Regions from separate parts of the Homo sapiens genome. Here region 2 is linked to region 1. The links are chromatin contacts, found by POLR2A ChIA-PET in ENCODE. All regions are on one chromosome and are shown on one strand. The core of a region is the stretch at or near the end of the contact, and the rest is flanking DNA. Distances in the headings are between cores, read along the strand shown. Region 1 overlaps UBE2D3 (ubiquitin conjugating enzyme E2 D3). Region 2 has its middle 89 kb from the start of ELOVL6.

Region 1 (2,700 bases), core at 113-2,612:
TGTGAGAATCCAGACCTTCTCACTGGAAAAAATACTTGTATTTAAAAGCCTTAAAAAACCTATAGGAAAAGAAGTCAAGGAGACCCCTCTGCCTTCTTTCTAAGCTAGGTAAATGAGACCCTCTCAAAGCTCTCACATGGTCTAGTTCGCCTCATTAGTTAAAACACTACAAAGAAATTTGAGACAGCAACAGACTTTACACAACTGAGTTGTTTGCCTATTTCCTGAAGACCTGGTGGGCACCATGGTAGAAAATAGGGCAGGATTTTTTTCACCAAAAAAATCTCTCTAAAAGGCAACCAACAGGTACAGCTTAAGCCACTGGTGAGTGTTCTCATCTGGAAGTACATGATTTAAGCAGTAATGGGTTTGGTCACTATTTTTTTTTTTATTCTGAAACATTCCTTACATGAGATTTTTAATACAAAGCCTGCAAATGGTTTATCTTGAGGAAGACCTTTACTGTAGTCACTATGGGATATGGGATTTAACAGTTGATTGTTGGAGATGTTAAACTATGCTTTCTGCTTCTCTATTCTCTATCTTCCTCATTCAATGATAAGTGGTACTAGCAGTGGTGACCAACCACAGGCTACAAAGAACAGTAGGCCAAGGTATTGAAAACATTAAAGACCTGAAAGGATGCTAGGAGAAACATAAGAATGTCCCCTCCCTTGCTGGGCGTGGTGGCTCACGCTTGTAATCCTAGCACTTTGGGAAGCCAAGGCAGGCGGATCACCTGAGGTCAGGAATTCAAGACCAGCCTGGCCAACATCGTGAAATCCCATCTCTACTAAAATATAAAAATTAGCCGGGCATGATGGCGGGTGCCTGTAATCCCAGCTACTCGAGAGGCTGAGACAGGAGAATTGCTTGAACCCAGGAGACGGTGGTTGCAGTAAGCCGCAGTTGCGCCACTGCACTCTAGCCTGGGCAGCTGACCAAGACTCCGCCTCAAAAAAAAAAAAAAAAATTCCCTCCTTTCAAAGAGCTTATAAATTGGAAATACTAAAAATATTTATTCACAAATATTTATGAATATTATGAATATTCATGAAGCTACAGAGCAGCCATGTTCCAGGAGCCCAATAAGTATCTGAACATTCGGTTAACTTTCTTTCAATGACAGCCAGTATCTGTTCATCAGATCAACATAACCAAAAGGTAGCATTTATGAAAACAAGGTTTTAAGTGTCAACCCTATTAAAGCGTAACGCCATAAATAACTTATTCTAGGTTTCATCCCCCCAAGGCTTGTCAAAATTCAAAAGCCTATATAGTGGCAAGGCCAAGTTCATGGATTCTACCTTTAAGACAGTAAAATTATCACCACGATGTTCCACAAATCATTTGTTATCCCAATCTCTACCATCTATTTTGCACGTCATCACACAAAGGTCATACAGAGGACAGAACGCAGTAGTATAGATACATTTCCTCTCAGCACTTTCCGGAAAACTAAAAGCTTATGCCATTACTAAAGGTTAATTTCTTGTATTCTATTTGAGAGTCTATTTCTTTCAGAACTAAAGACAAGATTTACATGACTCAAAAGACAAGATTTGTATGACTGTGAATCAGCATTATAAAAACAGCCCTTGCCTCAAAAACCTATACTGAGCAACACAAAACACTGCTTTGGGGACTGGAAGAGATGATAAAATGAGGTGGGAAACAAAGGGAGTAAGTGCCTTAAGAAATTTTAAGAATCATCCTCAAGAAGACTTTACAACCAACCTAGAAAAATACAAAGGTGCGAACCAACAATAGAGGTCGAAGTGCAGTGCAATTAGCTGTCCATCAGGCAGACAGTAACTACTGTAACTGTTCATATAAAGATCTGGTTTACTATAAAGTTTTATTAACTTTAATGTTATGAAATGTCTGTATAAAATATGTAGATGCGAATATCAAGGCAGGGAACAACAAACTTCAGAAACATGGTTATTTCAAGAGAAGGATGCTTGGCAAAAAGATATGAACAATTTCACAAAACTCCAAATAGTCCCTTTAAAACACATTTTAATTTGAAATTTCTTCTGAGAAATCCTTTTTTATCTTAAGGTTTAACAGTAGGCACTGCACAGTATCTCACTGCATCACTGACAAGGTATTAACTTCCTGTTTAGTCGTAATTATAGGTGAAACAAGCATGCGTGTTCATTACACAAGGTACTAAGAATGGATTGAATATTACTAATTTTCTTTCGATCACCACTGAAGGTAAAGTCACTTAACATTATTCAAAGCCATTCTTTTGTAAGCATTATTTAAAAATGGGCAAAGAAACCCAAATTTAGATTTGAAGCTCTGCTCCATGAAAGCAAGAAGGGTGTTTTATGGACATTAAAACAAACAAAACAAACAAACAAACAAAAAAAACAAAGATTAACAGCCAAACAGCTGCCCAGTAGTAGAAAACATTCAATTACACATTAGCCATGAAATTACAGCAAGGTTAGGATTAATGTAAGTATTTCATACTGAAAAAGGTACAAGAAATCATGATTCACAATTGACAAACATTTAAATACGACAAATTCAGCTATGAAAAGTTGAAGGTCTCTTTTACAATAGATTATGTTGAAAGTATCATTAGGAGATAAAAATCAGATGTTTCAACAAAGTATAAAAATACTTCCCTAAACTTTTCCCTTCCCTACATAACAAGGTTGAGGATACAATTCTGAATAAATCTTA
Region 2 (2,700 bases), core at 20-2,519, 7.5 Mb after region 1:
GTGATGGATGTGTTAATTAATTTGATTTTGGTAATTATTACACAAAGTATATGTACATCAAATCAACAAGTTGAACACGTTAAATAGATATAATTTTTCTTTGTCAATTATACCTCAATAAAGCTGAAAAAAAAGAAATATAACATGAGTCACAAACGTGAGCCACATTGTAATTCTAAATGTTCTAATAGTCACATGAAAGAAGTAAAAAAAGTAAAATTAATTTTAATAATATATTCTATTTACTAGTATATTAAAATCATTACCATTTAAATATGTATTCAGTATAAAATTATTAATGAGATAGTTTACTTTTTTAAAAATATTAAGCCTTGGAATAAGTATGTATTTTACACTCATAATACATCTCAGTTTGGACAGGCCTCACACTTCAAATGCTCAGTGTGTACCGTATAGGACAGTGTATCTTTAGATCACTGTTGTCAATATAAAAACAAAATATGTGAAAATCTTTATTATAACAATTGAATTCATGATTTTCCTCAAATGAAGGCAAAGAAATAAAATTTTATGAAATAAGTATACTATAAAATGATTTATATGGTGTATGTGTCCTTATTTTATTATTCAACTACACATCAATAGAATACTCAGATATACACACGTGTGAATATATTAGTTGTCTTTGATGTTTTTCAGGCACATAAAAAGCATAACTTTACATGTTTTTTTACTTAGTCACTATAAAGTTATATTTATCAAGGTAGGCACCTAAAACATTTTATTTATTTATTTATTTTTAAAGTAACCAGTTTATTTTGTTTTATTGGAGGGTGTTGATTGGGCATTTTGTTTTGTTTTGTTTTGTTTTGCTTTGTTTTAGAGTCGGAGTTTTGCTCTGTCATCCTGGCTGGAGTGCAGTGGAACGAACATAGCTTACTGTAGCCTCGAACTTCTGGGCCCAAGGGATCCTCCTGCCTTAGCTTCTGGAGTAGGGGGCACTAGAGGCGCATGCCACCCCACCTGGCTAACATTTTATTTAAGAGTTTACTAGGCCAGGCACAGTGGCTCATGCCTGTAATCCCAGCATTTGTGAGGCTGAGATGGGAGGATTCTTTGAGGCCAGGAGTTCGAGACCAGCCTGGTCAACATAGTGAGACCCCATCTCTAAGAAAAAAAGGTTTGCTAACTTGATTTCCAACACTTAAATATTTGGGCATATAGTAGGCATTCATCTATAACCTTGCCACAGGCCCTGCAAAAGTTGGACTTGGGCCTGGCTTGGAACTCTGCTTTCAAATGTTGGCATGACTCATTCCCTCACTCCTTTGAGAATGAGCTCAAATTTCGTTTTGTCAGTGAGAACCGAAACTGTATACACCCACATAGCTTACTGTGTATATTTACAGGCCTTTGTTATTCTAGGTTTCATCAACATAGCTTTACTATTCTAGGAAACTCTTGCTGAAGAAGATAAAAGTTGTGAATAACATTATCATTCATTTCAGCAATGTCCCAAAAGGCCATCAACTCTTCATGAAAAGCATCAATTTGTTCCTCCAGTCATGGGAGCCATATCAAAACTACAGTTGAAACCCCAAGACTGCTTGAACCCAAGACTCTTTGAAAACCTTGCCTTTACATCTTCACTTTGCTGTGACCACGAATCTTAAACTATTAAGTCATAATCCTTACAGAGTGTTAATTAAGCACTGATATCGGATAAGATCTGTCTTAAACTGACTTAGAGTCCCAGTAAATATCCTGACTTTGTTCTCCCTCTTCTGAGATGCTCTAAGATTCTGTGGAGGGAGTACTCCCTTCCCAAGATCAATATAAGCTCAGCTTTGTCTTTTCGACAGGTTGTCATAGTGATAATTTGGGGAGCCAGCATTCAGGATCAGTAAGTCTTTCTCTGAACATTCTTTTTTTTTTATTTTTTTTTTGAGAAGGAAGTCTTGCTCTGTCACCCAGGCTGGAGTGCAGTGGCGTGATTTCGGCTCACTGCGACCTCCCAGGTTCAAGGGTTCAAGCGATTCTCCTGCCTCAATATCCTGAGTAGCTGGGATTACAGGTGCCTGCTTACCACGCCTGGCTAATTTTTGCATTTTGAGTAGAGACGGGGTTTCACCATGTTGGCCAGGCTGGTCTTGAACTCCTGACCTCAGGTTTTCTACCCGCCTTGGCCTCTCAAAGTGCTGGGATTATAGGCATGAGCCACCATGCCAGGCCTGGTCTTGAACTCCTGACCTCAAGTGATCCACCTGCCTCGGCCTCCCAAAGTGCTGTGATTACAGGCGTGAGCCACCGCGCCCAGCCTAGTCAAATTGTTTTATATAAGAGAATGTTAATCAAATTTTCTGATCAGGTGATTTTTCAAAAGCTAAAGCATTATATCAGAGCTTATATCAGTAAGAGTAGCCGGGGATGTAGAGGATATTCTAAGCATAAATCTTTCTGATGATCTGGCTTTATCCCAGAGATGTGAAATTAATAACACATCAGGGTATAAAGAGAATATTCTTTCCACATGAATATCATTTCTCATAAAGGAGTTTTTACAGAAAATTAGCAACTTCTCTGGAATTAAAGGAACATCGCTCTGTTACCCAGGCTGGAGTACAGTGGCGAGATCATAGCTCACTGCAGGCTTGACCTCTCAGGCTTAAGCAATCCTCCTGCTTCAGCCTCCTGAGTAGCTGGGACTACAGATGTGCACCACCGCACCCAACTAATCTT

Evidence for each region. ChIA-PET counts read pairs that join two places held with the same protein, here RNA polymerase II (POLR2A).
Region 2: POLR2A ChIA-PET joins it to region 1 with 12 read pairs in PC-9. The contact joins two enhancer-like sites. POLR2A ChIA-PET finds 5 or more read pairs at or near these places in 2 of 52 experiments (PC-9 and activated CD4-positive, alpha-beta T cell).

Annotation. Positions count from the first base shown.
Region 1 is chr4:102,818,374-102,821,073 of GRCh38, forward strand. All of the region lies in intron 2 of UBE2D3 (ubiquitin conjugating enzyme E2 D3), which reads right to left. Among named protein-coding and RNA genes, the nearest start is that of UBE2D3, 7.8 kb to the right of the region's middle. Within about 2 kb of position 1,363, at least 4 of the 41 ENCODE cell types and tissues checked have a DNase peak (open chromatin) inside an H3K27ac peak, as active enhancers do.
Region 2 is chr4:110,286,027-110,288,726 of GRCh38, forward strand. It overlaps the pseudogene ZBED1P1. Among named protein-coding and RNA genes, the nearest start is that of ELOVL6, 89 kb to the left of the region's middle. RefSeq lists an enhancer at 1,244-1,333. Within about 2 kb of position 1,270, at least 3 of the 41 ENCODE cell types and tissues checked have a DNase peak (open chromatin) inside an H3K27ac peak, as active enhancers do.